Linked DNA regions of Homo sapiens: region 1 is linked to region 2. Evidence: read pairs that join two places in POLR2A ChIA-PET (ENCODE). Cell type or tissue: PC-9. All regions are shown on one strand. Region 1 overlaps ARIH2 (ariadne RBR E3 ubiquitin protein ligase 2). Region 2 holds the start of LOC124906235 (a long non-coding RNA gene).

Region 1 (5,000 bases), 67 kb after region 2:
ACTAAAAAAAAAAAAAAAAAAAAAAGTGAGCAATATACTTCACTATGCCACACATGTGCTGAATAAGTTTTAAAAATCTATTTAAATACCTATTTAAAATCCTAGGCTCAGTGTGGTGGCTCACGCCTGTAACCCCAGCACTTTGGGAGGCTGAAGTGGGTGGATTGTCTGAACTCTGGAGTTTGAGACCAGCCTGGGTAACATGGCAAAACCCCGTCTCTACCAAAAACACACACACACACACACACACCCCCGGGCATGTGGTGCGCACCTGTGATCACACACACACACACACACACACACACACACACACACACACACACACACACACCCGGGCATGTGGTGCGCACCTGTGGTCCCAGCTATTTGGGAGGCTGAAGTAGGATTGTTTGAGCCTGGGAGTTGGAGGCTGCAGTTAGCCAACATCGTGCCACTGCACTCCAACCTGAGTGCCAGAGTGAGGCGCTGTCTCAAAAACAAAAAATCCTATTAAAAACCTATTCCTATAGTTTACAAAACCTATTCCTTTCCACCAACAGCAAAGATGCTTGAGGCTACAATCATAATATTCCTTTCTACCTATACATCTTTGACCCTCATTCCAGCCCAGAAGATAACCCTCCCACTCCCATGCCCATTGCCCTGTGGAGCCAGGACTTCTATAACCTGCATTGCCCTTCTACACCACCTTCAAGGTCCTCTGGCCTCAACACAAAGCTCAGGTAGCTCACTACACCTCCTGGACTAGATCTAGCTCAAAGTGGCCTATTTCTTTCCCCTCCTGAAGCAATGGGGTGGGTCCCTGAACAACATTCACTTCTCCTGCCCACACCCCTAACATGATGCTAAGATGAGGGCACTAGGAGAAAAAGACTCTTGACCCATCACAAACCAAAGCCAGCTCCACAGTCATGATCCTGCCTGGGCTTTGTCTGGGGCTCTGGCTGAGCCTCTTCCTGAGCAGCTTGTCAGCAAATATCTCAAGAGTTCCATGGAATGGTAATTAAAAGGACTCACTGAATAACTGAAAAAAATTATTGGCTAACTACTGCACATTTTGTAATAAAAATGCTTATGGTTACAAGAAGGACCTCTTTCATCTATAAAGACAAAATAATCTTTGTATAAGTCTCATATAAAAATACACTGTAGAAAAAGGTAACTTTGTTTTCTTTAAAGACTCATACATGATCACTAAAATTACTTATTCCCCAGAGATCCCCTCCTCCTACAACACAACACCTCACTTGGCAATCATTTCATCTCATTTGACTATTCCATTTGTGATTTGTGTAGGATAGTTCATTCTCAAATAATGCTTCTGTTTTGCCACTATTTGAATGCCAGCAGCTTCCCCACCACACTAACAGATAAGCATTTTCTCTGTTCTCTATCTTGAGCCCTTGATCTGATTTTCTGGGCACCTTCCTCTCTCAATAATGACTTTACTCATAGACTGGTCCCAGAACATATACAGGAAGTTACCCTCTGACATCAGGGCCCTCATTAAACTAAAAGCCCAGTGTCCCAGACAATTGTGATTTTTCTTTTTCTTTTTTAGACAGAGTCTTGCTCTGTCACCCAGGCTGGAGTACAGTGACACGATCTCAGCTCACTGCAAGCTCCGCCTCCTGGGTTCACGCCATTCTCCTGCCTCAGCCTCCTGAGTAGCTGGGACTACAGGTGCCCACCACCACGCCTGGCTAATTTTTTGTATTTTTAGTAAAGACAGGTTTTTCACTGTGTTAGCCAGGGCTCTCCTGACCTCGTGATCCACCTGCCTTGGCCTCCCAAAGTACTCGGATTACAGGCGTGAGCCACCGCACCCGGCTGAAAATTGTGATTTTTCTACTTAAGACACTTTACTCAGCTAACTCAGGAGGCTGAGGCAGGAGGATCACTTGAGGCCAGGAGTTTGAGATCAGCCTGGGCAACATAGTGAGATTCTGTATCTTAAAAAAAAATTTTTTTTGCAGCTTTTTGAGTCCACTTAAAAATTTTTTCTCTTTTTTTTTTTTGAGACAGAGTCTCACTCTGTTGCCCAGGCTGGAGTGCAGTGGTGCGATCTCATCTCACTGCAACCTCTGCCCGCGGGTTCACACCCATTCTCCTGCCTCAGCCTCCTGAGTAGCTGGGACCACAGGCATGTGTCACCACACCCGACTAATTTTTTGTTTGTATTTTTAGTAGAGATGGGGTTTCACCGTGTTAGCCAGGATGATCTTGATCTCCTGACCTCGTGATCCACCCGCCTCGGCCTCCCATAGTGCTGGGATTACAGGCGTGAGCCACTGCGCCTGGCCAAAATAAATTTTTGTTTAATTAGTTGCACGCACCTGTAGCCCCAGCTACTTGGGAGGCTGAGATGGGAGGATAGCTTGGAACCCAGGAGTTTGAGGGTACAGTGAGCTATGATCATGCTACTGCACTCCAGTTGTGAGACAGGGCAAGAGCTCATCTCTAAAAAAATTTTTTTTTAAATAATAATTTTTAAAAAGAGACTTCAAATCCCAAATGGCAGTAAAAGGCTTAATTTTATGCTATACTATAAATAATCCACATGCAACTGCCTGGACACAACAAAATGAGTACACAGACATGAGAATCAAGTGAAAAATTTAAGCCACTCCTCAAACTTGGATAGTTTTTACTCATAGACTAGAATTCGTAAGGCTATAATTTTCAATTACATACACACAACATTTTCTACAAGCCACAGAACTTAAATTACATTAAAAAATTAAATGTTTCAATATGCCACAGAATTGTGCAATCAGCACTACGACCAATGGGATATCAGTAGTGATCTGGGTGACTATCACTATCAATCACACTTTCAGAGACATGTGCAACAAGACAACCAGAGTAGCCGGAACACCATTGGGTAAACTAAGCACTTAAATTATTCCCTCTCATCCTCAAAAAATATTAATTACAAAAATAAAAACAGGCCAGGAGTGGTAGCTCATGCTTGTAGAGGAATTTGGGAGGCTGAGGTGGGAAGATGGCTTGAGGCCAGGAGTTTAAGACCTAGGCAACATAGCAAGACCCCATCTCTACCAAAAAAAAAATTTTTGTTGTTTTGAGATAAGGTCTTGCTCTGTAGCCCAAGCTGGAGTATAGTGGGGGCAATCTCAGCTCACTGCAACCTCCGCTCCCAGGCCCAAGTGATCCTCCCACCTCAGCCTCCTGAGTAGCTGGGACTACAGGAACATGCTAGCACGCTCAGCTAATTTTTGTATTTAAAATATAATTTTAAAAATATAAGTAAATAAAAACAATGCTAGCTTGTATCTTGCCTCAAAGAAAAAACTTTGTATATGATTCCTTCTCCTTTACTCTTAAGCAAGCTGCTTTTCTGTCCAGTCTCTTTGGTCAAGTTTCTGAATCACTTAAAACACCAGAGTCCCTTTAGGTACAGTCAACCCAACCAAAAGAGCCACAACCTTTTTTTGCCCAGCCCCAGAAAGTAAATGGTGTTAACATATTTCTCAGTGAAGTGCAGAAGGGAAAAAATAAACTCTCAACATCTAAATTTTTGTGGATTATTTTCCTCTTTGCTCCATTTTCTCTTTAACCCTTTCATACTGTTTCAACTCTCTTCCTTCTCTTATTTATTCCCTCATCTCTGCTACAAGTTCTTTTTGCTCTTACTCTTCTCAGTCTTAAAGGCCAGAACAATGCCCTTTCATTTCATTTCCAACAGGAAACAAAATGTATCAGGGACTAGGAAATCTAGCTCACACCCACAGCAGCAGCTGCTACTATCACCAACAATCAACAAAATCCACAAGTATCCAAGCAATTATTCAATACCTACTGTAGATGAAATAGTGTGACAAGAATGATGGAGGAGATAAGGTACAAGACAGTTATTGCTCTCCAAGAACTGACAATCTAGTTGGAGAGATCATGCCAAAATGTGTGAACAGGTAAAACATAAAGCAGTCAGAAGACTGCAGTACATAACCTAAAAAAATAAACGAGCTGTATTCTTTGGACACAGACCAAAGAAGGCATGGCCACTGTGCTCTAGGGTCTCTCAAGGAAACTCACTCAGAGAAAGCATGAGCTAGACTCTGAGGACTCCTAAGGGCAGTAAGAGATGAGGCGGCGAAGGGAAAGCTTTCCAGGAGGCTGACCATGTATAAGAAGGAAGAATGTAAAACAGTAAATTTTATGTTACATATATTTTACCACAATTAAAAAACAAAAAAAAAAAGGAAGGAAGGAAGGACGGACGGACGGACGGACAGGTGCTTGGGCCCCTCAGCTGTCTCTAGCAGGGCAGAAAAAGCCAGCACAGAGGCTTGACAATCTGAGAATTCTTGTGTATAGACAGGAACATCCTCATGAACTTGGTCAACTGACACTGTCCAGAGCATGGTTACACACTACATAATTCCTAATATTATTTTTTCTAACCTAACATTATGAACATATCCTTTTCTTATTTTAAATACCAACATTGTATATAACCTGACAGTATGACTAAAGCAAAAGAAAACTATTGATCAACAAGGGAGAGGTGTGCATGGTGAGGAAGAGAAACCCGATTATTGTTTTCTACCAGGGAAATGCCCTCTGGAGGCAGGGGTCCAGCAGCTTTGTTATAGCCATAGTGCAGAAATCCCAAACCCAGAGGATCCATAGGTCCTCATTCTTCAGAGTTTTCTGCTCAGCACAAGACAGGAAGTCTACAATCACTTCTAGAAATTAGTCACACAAAAAAAAAAACAACTTAGCTTTCAGCTTCCAGCCAGTTGCTAATAAAGACCTGAGTATCTAAATTCAAGGTATTAGCCTTTGCCAACCATCTGGGGAAAAAAAAAAAAATCCCTAAACTAGTAGATAAAGCAAATTTTATAGAAATCATACAAGGCACACCTTAGTTATTTCTGTTTAAGTTCCAATAAAATTTATTTGGTTGACATCATGCCAAGGTGCCCTTTTGACCTCCAATTTAATCAGAAACAAAATCCAAGTAACAATTCATGAAA
Region 2 (5,000 bases):
GCCATCTGACCAGGGCTGAGTTGCCCAGTGCTGGAAGATCAGTGAGGGTTACTCAGGTTTTGGGCAGATACTGGTCTCTGAAAAGATGTCCCAGGTGTCCTTTGCTTCCTTGATTCCTTCCCTGGTACAAATGTTCACTTAGTGCCTACTCTATGCCTCTACACCCCTGAGTAAAGATCAGTCAGGCCTGGGGCTTGGCTTCAGTGGCTGGCTGCCTGCACACCAGGCACAGCTGGTAGGTGGCTTGGTGGAGCTAGAACCTGAGCCTCACATCTAGGGAGCCCACATTCTGGTAGCCCCAGACACTTCCAGAGCAGGAGCATGGGCCCTGCTTCCTTCCCTTGTTCCTGGGAGAGCGGTCTTCACTGGAGGACAAGAAGCACGCAGAGGAGCTGACTGGAGGAAGGGCAGCACTGCTACCTGCGGAGTGGCCTGCCGCTTCTCTCAGTTACACTTCCAGCACAAAGTTCCAGTCATTGCCAAGAGGAAGGAAAATGGTCACTCAGCACCAGGGTTGGAGCTTTTTTTATTTTTTTATTTTTTGTAGAGATGGAGTCTCCCTATATTGCCCAGGCTGGTCTCAATTTCCTGGGTTCAAGCTATCCTTCCACCTCGGGCTCAAAAGTGCTGGGATTATAAGCATATGCCACCACACCTGGCCTGGAGTGGTTTTTAATAGTAATTACAGCAGAAAATACTTAGGTAGCACAGACTCTGCCCAAGGCACTGTCCTAAGCACTTCATACACATCAACTCCTTAATCCTTATACTTACCCTAGGAGGCCAGGCCCCATTAATTCAACCTTCCTATCTAAGAGGAAACCCAAGCACAGAGAAATCAGTGCCTTGCCACTGGCCACCCAGCCTGCTGTGTTCCAGAAACCATGCTCATGACCAGATTCAGCTACTAGGAGCAGGTGACCCTGATGTGATAACACTGAGGATAGGACAAAGGCCCCCACTCTTGGCCTGCATGATCCCGTGACCCCAGCAAACCCAGAAAGGGTGTGATCCAAGGGGAGACAGCCCTGTGGAACAATGGATTAGATCAAATTGCAAATCAACAGAGTCACCTCTTGATTGCTTAACACACAAAATTTAAAAAGAAAGAAAAAGGAAGCCAGAAAAAGAAAAGAAAACACAGGCCCAGGTTTCTTCAGTTTATTAGGTGCCAGTAATCTGCAAGCCCAGTGGAGGTGCCTCCAGCCTCTACAGTCCCCTGCTGTGTGCTAATCAAAAACAAACAGCCCAGTCAGCATGTTGGGGCCTCACCAGGTGGGTCCGGGCACCTCGGAGCTGTGCAAACCCCTGCAGGATCTCCTCTGTTGGCTCCCTGGGTGCAGGAACAGCCCTATAAAACCCTCAACCTCAGTTCATTAAGGCCAAGGCACAGAAGGCAGTGATGGAGCAGGGGCTGTGGCTGCTGGTGACACTGGTGATGCTGTGGGATGACAGCAGGGTCAGGGGCTCCCTGGGGCTGCATGAGGTGCATGCCCATTCCCCAAGCCATGGCCCTATGCCACGACATTGGCTACACAGATGCGTCTGCCCAACTTGCTGGACCACATCACAGCAGCTGAGGCCATCCAGCAGTTGGTCAGCTGGCTGCTCCTGCTTGCCTGGGAGTGCCACCCCGATGCCCGCCTCTTCCTCTGCTATTTACCCCTGTATGCCTTGACAGGTAGGACAGGGGCTTCCAGGTGCAGGGCCCTGGAGGGCTCCCTCAGGGCCCTGCTCTGGTGGCTCAGGTCTTCAGTAATCCTTGCTGAGCACCTGAGCACCTATCAGGGCTGGGCGCTGACAGGCACAGAGAGGAAAATGGATCGTTTTGTTAGAGTGTTCCAGACAGAGGGAACCAGGTGCCCTTAGGCAGGAGACCATCAATGGTGGTCAAGGGCTCTTGAATGTCAAGATAGGGCAGGTGGACAAGTCGCTTCAGGCTGGGGGTTGGGGGCAGGCGGGCTGGAACCTCCTCTCCAATGAGGCGTGGAAGCTATGTCTGTCCAAAGAGACCCTGGCAAGAGATGGAGCAGAGGCCCTTCTGGTGGCCTTTTCTCCCAGAGAGTCCAGAGATCCCAAGGCTGTTTCCTCTTCCCCAGCCTAACCTATCCTGTGAACAATGGTTTCTCCCAAGAGCCTCTGGGTGGCCATGTCAGCAGAACTCAGGATCAAGCCCTTGAACTGTTTGCCAACCCCAGCCCTGGCTGCGGTGCCCCGAAGGCCTTTCAGGACAAGAGGGAGGGCCCTGTTTCCTCACTTTAAGATGGAGAGTAAAGGCCCAAGGTGCAGGCCACCTCTTGCAGACAATGGATGTCCACAGAGCCGGAGGGAGAGGTGCACTGGAAAGCTGGCAAGGCACCTGAGTGGGAGGGCGGGAGTGAAGAGGCAGAGCTGAGGGCTGAGATGTGGGGCAAGTGGGAAAGCCAGGCTACGGGGCTGTTGCTAGGCGACCAGTGTCGTTGCCCAGCAACCAGAGAGTTCCAGGCCACGAGACAGGGGTAGGAACATGGAGAGGTTCCAGCTGATCTGGGTGCTCAGCCTGTGGCGGTGCAGCCCCCGACCCTTTCCCCCAAAGGGTCATCTACCCCTCCTACAGCCTGTGCGAGGCCATGCAGGCCAGCTGCGAGCCCATCATGGCCTGCTACAGCTACCCCTGGCCAGCCATCCTGCATTGTGGACGCTTCCCCTTGGGCCATGATCTCTGTATCACTGCTGTGGCCAACAACGGCTCCCGCCTGGACCGCCCATGTGAGTCTGCACATGGCTGGTCTCCACCTTGCTCGGCCCCACCCCTTTCAAATCATTCAAATCATACAGGGATCAGGTAAACTGTACTCAATGTCACCTACAGCAGGCATCCGTCTCAAAAAGGGTAAAAAAGGGGGAAAAGTGGAGGGATCAGCCCCCTCCACCCCCTCCTCACTCCACCCCCAACCACACTGGCCAGTGCCTCGCCTTGCCCCTCTTCCCAGCGCTGCATGCCAGCTGCAGGGACTGCGAGTTGCAGGATGCAGGCTCCTCCAAGGAGGTTCTGGACACTCTCTGCACCAGTGACTTTGATGAGTCCTGGGCCTGTAGCTTTACACACCCCTTCCAAGTGCCTCCATTGCAGCTCCTGGCTCGGGGCTGAGGCAGTGTAAGAGGGAATATCCAAATGCTATGCCTGGTTGGAACAAAAAGAAAAAATTCCTTTACAAGCATAGGACATTGCTAAAACAACAAAATGAAACCAAAAATTCTGCTAAGGAAGGTGGCAGACTGATTCTAAGGGCAGAGCATCAGACAAAAGGGTTTAGTCTACTAGGTGGAGGGGACTGATGGACTAAACACTCTTGGGGGTTTAGGGAGGACTCCTAGAGGCCCATCTCCTCACCGGCCCCTCTGTTCCCACTCAGCAGTGAAGGTCAGGTTCTCCAGGACCAACAGTACTTCCTCTGGCCCCTGGGACTGCAACCTGTACTCCAGACTAGAGGTGCTGAAGACAGGACCACTGCCCCCTGCAGAGCTGGAGCCCACCCTGCAACGCTGGCTGCAGCTGGATGTCACATGTGTGTACAATCTTTTTCGAGGAAGGCACACAGGGACCTATGTGTTGAGTGGGAAGATGGAGGCCTGCTGGCTGTTGGTAACCACGGCCTATGCCTGGAGCCAGGGCCACCAAAATTTTCGACTGGCTGTGCGCCATTGGCACCCTCACCAGTGCCAAGAATAGGGGCTAACCCCGCCAGGGAGAGCCTGGGACTTTGTAGCCATGGCCTCTGCAGTGGCCATGCAAATTGTGTGTGCTTCCATGGAAACACATACAACCCTCTTTCTGCCGCCCCCCAAGGAGATTTACAAACCAGAATCCAGAGAGGCACAAGTCTCAAACAGGGTGGAAGTACACTTTCCATGGACACAGCTAGGAACTGCTTTTTGAGCAGGTAGTCCTCTGTCTGGCCAAGAGGACAGACAGGCTCCCAGGCAGCTGTCTATGCTGGGTAGGGAAAACCACCTTCTGTCCTTCCCAGGCCTAGGATGACAGCCTGGCTAGTGGCCTGCTACTACTGCCCACATGCCTCGGAACCCCAAGCTGAGTCTCCGGGCAGGCACATAGCCTTGGGCTATGCTCACCTTGGACAAGATGCTGTTTGTCGAACCCCGGACAGACTTAATTATACCTGATTAACCTTTACCGGTCCGTAGCTTTGCCAAGCAGCAGGCCTATGAAAGAGCAGGGGTGTGTGTGGCAATGCAGCAGCCTGAGCTAAATTCCTTAAAAACTCGAACTAGCCAGGCGCAGTGGCTCACACCTGTAATCCCAGCACTTCGGGAGGCTGAGGCAGGCGGATCACGAGGTCAAGAGATTGAGACCATCCTAGCCAACATGGTGAAACCCCATCTCTACTAAAAATACAAAAATTAGCTGGGCGTGGTGGCGGGTGCCTGTATTTCCAGCTATTCGGAACGCTAAGGCAGGAGAATCACTTGAACCCAGGAAGCGGAGGTTGCAGTGAGTCGAGATGGTACGCACCTGTAGTCCCAGCTACATGGGAGGCTGAGGCAGGAGAATTGCTTGAACCCGGGAGGCGGAGGTTGCAGTGGGCCAAGATCGCACCACACTGCACTCCAGCCTGGCCATAGAGCGAGATTCCGTCTCAAAAAACAAAACAAAACAAAACAACAACCTTGAACTGATACGCACACTAAAATTGTTTCTCTACTTTTGGGCCTCCAGTGTTTGTCATGAGGAGGACTATGGTCTGATGTAGCTGCCTAATTGTTTTCTTAAGCTGAAAAAGAATACATTTAGAAATCCTAAGATAAAGCAGTCATGATTTTAAAATAAATTGTTTTGTATACTGGTGGCAATTACTCATTTACCTCAAATTGTTAAGAAAAATGGATTAAAACTCTTGCTGGCCACTGGTAGTACCCCCTGCTGCCTTTGAAGAGGGTGCCAAGTCAGAAGGATACGTGGAGGATGCTCTAAGCCAGCAGGCAGATGCTGGACTGGGCTG

Evidence for each region. Peaks named below come from ENCODE experiments on the same cell type or tissue, not always from the same donor. Only the 100,000 strongest peaks of a DNase experiment are listed, where the experiment ranks them.
Region 1: POLR2A ChIA-PET joins it to region 2 with 11 read pairs; 7 of 35 experiments call an interaction of 5 or more read pairs at or near these places.

The regions. Positions count from the first base shown.
Region 1 is chr3:48,928,567-48,933,566 of GRCh38, reverse strand. All of the region lies in intron 3 of ARIH2 (ariadne RBR E3 ubiquitin protein ligase 2), which reads right to left. Among named protein-coding and RNA genes, the nearest start is that of ARIH2OS, 12 kb to the right of the region's middle. In PC-9, a CTCF peak has its summit at 445; no DNase peak of the experiment used is centred here; H3K27ac peaks cover 396 bases.
Region 2 is chr3:48,995,930-49,000,929 of GRCh38, reverse strand. All of the region lies in intron 2 of P4HTM (prolyl 4-hydroxylase, transmembrane), which reads right to left. It overlaps LOC124906235 (a long non-coding RNA gene), which reads right to left and starts at 4,345. Exons shown (of 2, transcript XR_007095904.1): 1 at 2,258-4,345; 2 at 1,147-2,014. In PC-9, no CTCF peak of the experiment used is centred here; no DNase peak of the experiment used is centred here.